Regions from separate parts of the Homo sapiens genome. Here regions 2 and 3 are each linked to region 1. A link is a contact called in ENCODE Hi-C or POLR2A ChIA-PET data. All regions are on one chromosome and are shown on one strand. Each heading gives the region's core, a stretch centred on a gene start or an enhancer-like site at or near the end of the contact. The rest is flanking DNA. Distances are from core to core; before and after follow the strand shown.

Evidence for each region. A loop is a pair of places that touch in the nucleus more often than their neighbours do. ChIA-PET counts read pairs that join two places held with the same protein, here RNA polymerase II (POLR2A). Pooled maps may share reads with other maps.
Region 2: a loop to region 1 is called in a pooled map, with 4 times the contacts of the local background. The contact joins the promoter of CTB-49A3.2 here to the enhancer-like site in region 1. A Hi-C loop is called at or near these places in 7 of 168 maps with a recorded cell type or tissue (CD4-positive, alpha-beta T cell, CD4-positive, alpha-beta memory T cell, CD8-positive, alpha-beta T cell and 1 more), 3 of 37 single-sample maps with no recorded cell type and 12 of 50 pooled maps. POLR2A ChIA-PET finds 5 or more read pairs at or near these places in 1 of 52 experiments (naive thymus-derived CD8-positive, alpha-beta T cell).
Region 3: a pooled map shows a loop between it and region 1 (2.9-fold over the local background). The contact joins two enhancer-like sites. A Hi-C loop is called at or near these places in 10 of 168 maps with a recorded cell type or tissue (CD4-positive, alpha-beta T cell, CD4-positive, alpha-beta memory T cell, CD8-positive, alpha-beta T cell and 4 more), 1 of 37 single-sample maps with no recorded cell type and 14 of 50 pooled maps. POLR2A ChIA-PET finds 5 or more read pairs at or near these places in 3 of 52 experiments (MCF 10A, WTC11 and activated CD4-positive, alpha-beta T cell).

The regions. Positions count from the first base shown.
Region 1 is chr5:133,110,102-133,112,827 of GRCh38, reverse strand. It overlaps LOC105379178 (a long non-coding RNA gene), which reads left to right. Exons shown (of 3, transcript XR_948792.2): 3 at 1,313-1,760. Among named protein-coding and RNA genes, the nearest start is that of HSPA4, 59 kb to the right of the region's middle. Within about 2 kb of position 1,452, at least 2 of the 41 ENCODE cell types and tissues checked have a DNase peak (open chromatin) inside an H3K27ac peak, as active enhancers do.
Region 2 is chr5:133,206,381-133,209,360 of GRCh38, reverse strand. CTB-49A3.2 (a long non-coding RNA gene) reads right to left here and starts at 1,474. Exons shown (of 3, transcript XR_007058938.1): 1 at 1,433-1,474; 2 at 1,019-1,096. All of the region lies in intron 14 of FSTL4 (follistatin like 4), which reads left to right.
Region 3 is chr5:133,224,222-133,227,170 of GRCh38, reverse strand. FSTL4 (follistatin like 4) reads left to right here. Exons shown (of 16, transcript NM_015082.2): 9 at 1,352-1,513; 10 at 1,887-2,021. It overlaps CTB-49A3.2 (a long non-coding RNA gene), which reads right to left. Exons shown (of 3, transcript XR_007058938.1): 3 at 1,131-2,949. Among named protein-coding and RNA genes, the nearest start is that of CTB-49A3.2, 18 kb to the right of the region's middle. Within about 2 kb of position 1,435, at least 4 of the 41 ENCODE cell types and tissues checked have a DNase peak (open chromatin) inside an H3K27ac peak, as active enhancers do.

The DNA.
Region 1 (2,726 bases), core at 203-2,702:
TGTCTCTTTTATGCCATGCATATTTGGCCTCTCCACCACAAGTTAGGCAAGGAAATAAAACTGGGCCTCAGGAGCCTCACACGGAGCCCAGGCATTCTGAAGCTCTTCCTCACTTTTCTACAGCAGATGTCCAGGATTCAGAGGCAAATCGCTGCTTTCTAGGAGTCTCTACCCACAGCTACAGAACTCCACCTTGAACAGGGGTCAGTGTGTTGTTCCTGCTCCTTGCTGAAGCTACTAATAGGATCACACGAGGCTGAGTCCATTGGACTGGCTCAAGTCAAAAGGAAAGAGGGACCTCCGTTCCTCCATCCAGGTGGGATGGATTCACGTGTCACCCCAGGGGCAGGAAGCAGCACTCCCTCCCCATCCGGGGACTATGACCATGTCACACGGGAGGGCGGTACATCTTTGGTTCTTAGGTTGACTTTCTACCTTGTTCCTCTGGAGCCTGGGCTCCTGGTGGGGTAAGGACAAGAAAGGCCAGGAGGCTATGGTAACTCGGACTACTTATGTCTGGGTCAGCTACTCTGCACTTTAAAGGGCAAGTTGCACACCTGTTGTGAGCAATACCTTTGTTCTTCCTGTCTTCAGTGCCTTCCGCATGCATCATCTCACATGCCGGACAGGCCTGGTGTTACCCCCGTTTTACAGGCGAAGGAACTGAGGCTCCTATAGGTTGTCTTTCTCAGTCAAAGCACAGTCCATGATAGGCATCTCCTGGGAACTTGATAGAAATGGACTCTTCGCCGGGCATGGTGGCTCACACCTGTAATCCCAGCCCTTTGGGAGGCCAAGGCAGGTGTATCACGAGGTCAGGAATTCAAGACCAGCCTGGCCAAGATGGTGAAACCCCATCCCTACTAAAACTACAAAAATTAGCCGGGCGTGGTGGCAGGCACCTGTAATCCCAGCTACTTGGTAGCCTGAGGCAGGAGAATCGCTTGAACCCGGGCAGCAGAGGTTGCAGTGAGCTGAGCTCGCGCCACTGCACTCCAGCCTGGGTGACAGAGTGAGACTCCATCAAAAAAAAAAAAGAAAGAAAGAAAAGAAAAAAAATGGACTCTTCAGCCCCACTCTGACCTGCTGAATCAGAATCTGCATTTTAGCAAGATCCCCAGGTATACTGAGAAGCACTGGGCTGGGATCTACCTGAGGTCTGGGAGCAGTCCAAGATTCTTCTTTTTAACAGTGATGTCATACTTTGGGTGGTAAGGACCTAAGAGATTAGTAGCAAAAGGCCTACTTTCTTGCTTGAGCCCCTGCTTGCTAGCTTGAGGACTCTGTTAAACCATACTTATTTTGCTTTTAGCTACCCAGAAGGAGAGGAGGTGGCCGTCTGTGTTCTCCAAACTTCTGGGACTCCTCAAGGAGTGAAGTCTGATCTACGCACGGAACCAACCACCACGGCAAAGGAAGAGCGATGGCGCCCCCATGTGGCAACACAAGCACTGCGATTTCACACAAGACCAAATCAGAATTGGCCGGAGGGGAACGTCAGATTCTTAGGGAGTGTTACTCCAACTAATGCTACACTCAGGGCGACTTCTTGGAAGGCAAAAGCCCCATAGTCTAGCCATACAACTTTCCAGAAAAGTAGCACTCTTCAAAACAGCTGGCATTAAAATTCTTGGCTCTGCCATCCACCCGTTCTGTGAGACTCTTTCCTCATCCCCAAAAATGGAAGGTCTGATGACTTCAAAAAGAGTTTTACCGTTTTTCCCCTCATTGAAAATAATAGAAAACAGTAAAATACTGCATTTCTGCCTTCAAGTATTCACTGAGCGCCTTCTCCATTCCCTGCTTCTTGCCGGGCTGCACGGAGGCAGCTGTAACCCAGGCAGAGTCCCTCCTTCAGTTGTGGGATGTAGAAGACAAGGACAGGACCAGTCACAGAGGAAAGACCTTCACTCATGCTGCGGCCTCCTTTACCACTGCATGGGCCCTTTCAACTTTCCTAACCCAGACAGCTCACCGGCTCCTCATGGCAGCCTTACACGGGTCCTACAAAGCTCCCCACTGGCACTCCTGAAAGGTACCCTATAACTGGAACCATCCTTTTGTGGAATATATACTGACCCAGCTCATCCTTAGAAATCCTTTGCTGGGATTTACATCCTGGAAGCTGGGCCACTGACTGGTCTTCCAAGACCATCTGTTTCCAGCTTTCTCTTCTGCAAGCATTAGCTGAGTCTAATTTAAATAATAGATATTTTAAAATACATTTTAAAGTTCATGTAGAAAAAAAAATGGGAGACCTCCAGTATGTGGTGAGTAAAGGTCTGCTTACTTGTGATAAAGTACTTGCAGTGCTTTCTCTCCCTCAACTGATCCAGGACTCCAAATCTAATAGTCCATCTCGCCCTTGAAGGATGTAAACCCAGACACACTAGTGAACAGGCCCGATAAAAACACAGCTTTCTGTAGTCTTTTCTGTGTTGTGTTTGAAGCTGGCGAATGCCACTTACGAAGGGAGAGTAAAGAGTCTCTACTCACCCTGTCCTAATGACGTGTGCTGAAACTGGAGGAATAAGGTCAGGATTAGCCTGGCACTTGCCCATGGATATTGAGCAAATCTGGAAAGCATTCTGTATTTTTTTAAATACTCTGAGGTCTTTCCTTCCCTGATCCTCCAGAAATTTACACCCTCCTTTATCTTTCCAGATGTGTTGCTTGTACCTCAACTTGGCCATTTTCCCTATTTGCCTCCTAGACTGATGCTTAAG
Region 2 (2,980 bases), core at 225-2,724, 97 kb before region 1:
TAACTCCCCTGTAGAACCCTCTGGAACCAAGACTGGCAAGAGGGCAGAAAGACCAGGGTCTGGAGAAGCTTCCTTCTAGGGACTGACCACCTACCTGCACCTCTGCATCACTCACAACTTCAGTTTCTATACTCTGAGGCCACTGTCACACTGGGGAAGCCACCAACCATTCTTGGGTCCAGTGAGGTGACAAAAAATAGTAATAACCTATCAGAGAGCCTGGACACCACAATAAAGGCCACTCAGAACAGAGTACCAGCCCAAAGAAATACAGCTGCCAGAAATACCAACAAAAAATAAGAAAGCACTTCAGAAAATTCAAGAGGAGGGGCCACTAGAAAAAGAACAAAAAAGATTTCCCAGTTTAAAACTGCAATAGATGAAAAATGTGAACAGGCACAGTGGCTCACGCCTGTAATCCCAGCACTTTGGGAGGCCAAGGTGGGCAGATCACCTGAGGTCAGGCATTTGAAACCAGCCTGGCCAACATAGTGAAACCCCGTCTCTACTAAAAATACCAAACTTAGCCAGACGTGATGGTGCACAGCTGTAGTCCCAGCTACTCAGGAGCAAGGAGAATCGCCTGAACCCTGGAGGCAGAGGTTGTAGTGAGCCACGATGGAACCACTGCACTCCAGCCTGGGCAGCAGAGCAAGACTCTGTCTCAAAAAACAAAAAAAGAAAAATGCATGGTTTCTACTGAGACCCAAAATAGTAGTCTGAAAGATAAAGAACAAGAAAAGCTCTCTCAAATCACAGAGCAAACCCATGAAGAGGTTGAGCCGTGAAGTGGGAAGAACAGAAGTTTAGAAAGAAAAGATAACTATTAGAACGGAGTCAAACATTAAATAAGTTTCCAATAAAATATTCAAGTTGAAGAAACTTAATCCTGTAGATTAAAAGGAATCTACAAGTCCAGGCTAAACTGATGAGAAATGACACATCTCTTCACTAGTGATAAAGTTCCAGCACTCCAAGTTTTAAGAAAAACTAATCAAATTGACAGTGGACTTCTCACCTGCAATAGGAGCTGGAAGACCGTGGTATCCCATCTACACGCTCCAAGGGTTCTATTCCCAAGCAAGACATCATTTACCTGTCAGGACAAAAGAAAGATATACGGGTACGCAGGAACTCAGGGAGCCCATCACTCATGGGCCACACCTAAGGAAAGATACTAGACAAACATCAGATGAGCCAGATTAGAGACATCAAGGTGGACAGAGATAGTGGCAAGTAATGAACCAGGAGAGGAAGATCTAAAATTAAAAGTAAAATGGATGAGGAGAGGCTATCTAGAAATGTACAATAAGTGCCAGGTGAGGACATTTGAATGAGGAGAGAGACAATGAAAGAAATTCTGATACCAAGCTGTAACTAAAGATAAATTGTTTCAGTAAAAAGAGTAGGAGCCAGGTGCAGTGGCTCTTACCTGCAATCCTAGCACTTTGGGAGGCTGAGGCAGGAGGATTACTTGAGCTCAGGAGTCGGAGACCAGCAGGAGCAACCTAGGAAAACCGCATCTCTACAAAAAATAAAATAAAAAAATTAGCCAGGTGTGCTGACGCACCTGTAGTCCTAGCTACTTGATAGGCTGAGACAGGAGAATCAATCACTTGAGCCTAGAAGGTGGAGGCTGCAGTGAGCCGAGATCATGCCACTGCACTCCAGCCTGGGTGACAGAGTGAGACCCTGTTTCAAAAAATAAACAAAAGTAGGGAGTATGCAGAAAGGGGGAGTAAAAATACTCAAAACTTCACTTTAAACCTCATTTTATTGGGATAAGAGAGGATACAGAGAATGTTGTTTGAAATTGGTAGTTGAGAAGTGAATATCTCGTATCAAATATGACTGAATTCCCCAATTAAAAGCAGAGATGAGCAGACTGGGTTTAAAAACTAGCAATAACTTTTTTCCAAGAAACACACATAAAGTGATAATAAAAGGTTGCCCTTAAAGGGGTGAGAATAGTGATGACAGGTGAACAAAAAAGCATGCATGCATGGTAGCGTCAGGCAATGTGGAATTTAGGGTTAAGAGCACTAAGCATGTTGAGAGACAGTAGGTGCTGAACAGCTGATCTATATCAAACAAACAACGTAACGAATACGTAAAACAAGAGTGATTAACATAGAAGAGCTTGATTTAAAATATACGAAGAGACAAGATGACAGGAAAATTGAATATAAACAAGAAGTTTGGTTTAATAAAAACATAGAAAGCCTTTCATCAGTCAAATAGAATTTTTTAGTATGTCTCCATATAAAAAAGTATATCACTAAAGAAACTTTAAATTTTTGTAAAAGTAGATGTTGTAGGCTATATTTTCTGATAATTAAGAAAACATTCCTGGATATATCTATTGGATCAAAGAGGAAATTAAAAGGAAAACTACCAATGGTCTCAAAAGCAAAGAAAAAGAGACTATTAATTATTTCATATCAAAATTTACAGGATACAGAGAAAGCTGTACCAAGGAATTCTTGGGTCTTAAAAGCCTGAAAAGGAAGTATTTAAGAAATTGAAAGAGAACAAAACTTGCAAGAAAGAATAGAGACTAAAATTAATAGAAAGCAAAACAAAAAAGATGAATCCTTCACAACCCCAATAAAGAAAAAAGCAAACAAAAATAGACAAAATGAGGAATGAGAAAGGGAATTTTATTCCAGATACAGGAGGATGAAAAGACTTGAAAAATAGGCCAGGCGCAGTGGTTCATGCCTATAATCCCAGCACTTTGGGAGGCCGAGGTGGATGAATCACCTGAGGTCAGGAGTTCAAGACCATCCTGGCCAACATGGTGAAACCCTGTCTCTACTAAAAATACAAAAATTAGCTGGGTGTGGTGGTGCACATCTGTAATCCCAGCGACTCAGGAGGCTGAGGCAGGAGAATCGCTTGAACCCAGGAGGTGGAGGTGGAGGTTGCAGTGAGCCGAGATCGTGTCACTGCATTCCAGCCTGGGTGACAGAATGAGATT
Region 3 (2,949 bases), core at 186-2,685, 110 kb before region 1:
GGCATTGGGTGCCCTGAGCTCATGTTATTGAAACAGCTCTGGACCATTGGAGGATGGGATTGTCTCCCTAGGCAGTTGTCCATTTAGCTTTCACCTCTGCCTCCAACTGTGTCCCACAGATCAAGAAAAGATTTGAAATTCAGACTGAGTTGATGGAATTATGAGCAGCCCCTGAGGAGCTGTGACAGGAGCTACAGAGTTCATTTCTCACAGGGAGGCCGTGGAGTTTTTCTTTTATCCTCTGCCCACCCCACATGCATCACAAAAATTCTACCCCACTCAGGTCCCGGGATCCACACCATTGCCTTTTGTACATAAGTACCAATTTGTTCTATGCTCTGGTTCCAAGAAAAATCTTCTCTATTCTAAAGTACTGGGATGCTTTCTTTAACTGAACAACAGGGAGTTCCAGATAACTCTAGGAAAATGTAGCTGTCCACTTCAAGAAGAATCCATCTCCCCCATCTCCAGGGACAGTGTGTTTAGTTTAGTTTAATATGCAGGTATGTTTACATCTCACAAATCTTTTTTGAAAGTGTGTAAAGTAAAAGTTATAGATAAGGAAGAACCCTCAATTCCACTAAAAATGATACTTATCTCCTGGACCCAGAGCTAGGGGTAAGAGGGAGGGTCCTCCAGACCCTCATTGCTTCTTCCAGGCCCCTCCCCACAGCCAGGCTGGGTAGGAAGGGCCAGAGCTCTGTGGAGGGTGCTGGAGCCTTGCCCACCCATGCTCGTCTGGTGAGTGGGCAGGCTCACACCCCCAACCCTGAACCTGACTGCCAGGGCCCATGGCTGAGTCACTCCAAGCTGAGGAGGGCACACCTGGCCTTTCACCCATGTTCCAGGGGTTGAGAAGTGGAGAAATGAGAATGGCCCACTGGAAAATGAATGAACTTCCCCAGAACAGAGGCCCTGCCAGTCAGTGCCATAAGTGCTTTCTGATACATTTCCTGCAAGAAATTAACCCCTATCCAATGGCTTTCTGATAACAGAAAGGGAATGTATCTAAATTTTATTCAGAAATAAATTTCAGTGGCTGCTGCTCTTTACATGTAGCAGCTGAACAGCATTAAATATTTGGATGGCCTTCTGATCGTATTTAGAATAATGATGAAAGCCATGAGTCATAGGGTACAAAGTCTGACATGTTTATTATCTGCAATCTATTTTATAGCCCTTTCTTTTAGAGCTTGCGTTGCTGGACAGGATTATTATAATTTGGTTAAACACAGAACTCCAGTCACCTACTTGGGTTCACCCCCTCTGGAGCAGGGTCTCAGGTTGGGCCACAGGCCCAAGTCCAGGTCAGGGCCGTCTCTTTCTCACCAGCACTGACTCTCACCCACAGTGCCGCCAGTCATCCGTGTCTATCCAGAGAGCCAGGCACAGGAGCCTGGAGTGGCAGCCAGCCTAAGATGCCATGCTGAGGGCATTCCCATGCCCAGAATCACTTGGCTGAAAAACGGCGTGGATGTCTCAACTCAGATGTCCAAACAGCTCTCCCTTTTAGGTAAGAACTGCCCTTGGTAGACGTCTATGCGATATTCCCATTCAAATCAAGCTGAGACTCCAGGAATGGAAACGAGAGGTATAATTTGTTTATAAGTCAGACAGGTTAGGAGTGAACAGATGGCTCCCAAATTTCCCTGTTATCTGGGCTCACACAGATCTTTTGGGGCTTTCTGACAGCAATGATGAGAAGCTGTCACTCAGGTCCAGCTCACCCTCAGTGCATTTCAGATGTGCCAGCCCTTCCTGGGCGTATAATCAGGGCTGCTGGCTGCCCAGGGGCTGGGCAGCCCTAACACTCTCAATGGCCCCATAAAGGAAAGTGAGTGGGTCTCCAGCTGAGCAGTCCACCCTGAGCACTGTCCTGTCTGCAGCCAATGGGAGCGAACTCCACATCAGCAGTGTTCGGTATGAAGACACAGGGGCATACACCTGCATTGCCAAAAATGAAGTGGGTGTGGATGAAGATATCTCCTCGCTCTTCATTGAAGACTCAGCTAGAAAGACCCGTAAGTCGACACGCGTTTATGCTTCTCACTGAGCTGGCTGGGAGGTGTTGGGTGGCAAGGGAGGGCACCAATTGACCAGGGCCACAGCTGCCAACCATGAGCCCGTGAAGACAGGGGTAAGCCTCATATCCCTCTTTGCATAAAGCTGGAATTGGAGGGCACCCAGAGGTGAGCAGGCCTTCCCTGGCAACCTAGACAACTCTGGAAACAGACAGGGAGATTCCCTGGACAGCAGACAGAGCCCAGGAACACAAGGAAACCCAAATAGTCGAGTCCCAGCTCTGCTTTTTACTTGCTGTATGCCCTGAACCTCTGCCCTTCATCCACGTGATGTCCCACAGTGGCCCAGAACCTGACCTGTGCACACATGCACACCATTGGGAGTGTGGTAGCCTTTACACTAGGGGTCCAGCCCATCGGTGTGCTAAGCGTGCTCTCCTCATAACCACTGCTCCCCAGGTAGGCCTGCAGGTGTGATTTCATAGACATGGGTGTTAATCATGGTCAAAGACTCCAGGCTAAGCCATTTTCATCAAAGTAGATAATCAGAAGTATTTCACGTGGTCATCTTAGGAGAATCCTAGTTGAAAGTCACTTCTCCTGCTGGTTGTCCAGGAAATCTGGGAGAGATGTTGCTTACTCTTGATCATCCATGAAATGTGAGAAATTCCATTAGCTTCTGTGGTCCTAGGGCATGATTTCAAAGATTCACTTAAGAATCAAAGGGTCTGGAGACCTGAAAGCATTTGTTCATGTCCAGAGCTTCCCCCAAGATACTGTTCCTAGGGCAATGAGTGGTATAGATTCTGTAAGTGATGGACTAGGTACCAGGATCTTCATAAATGGAATCACTGCAGTGACGGTTTAACACTGCTTTCTTCTTTTTCCTTGACTCCATCACACTCCTGCTTTCCTCATTCTCTGCTGC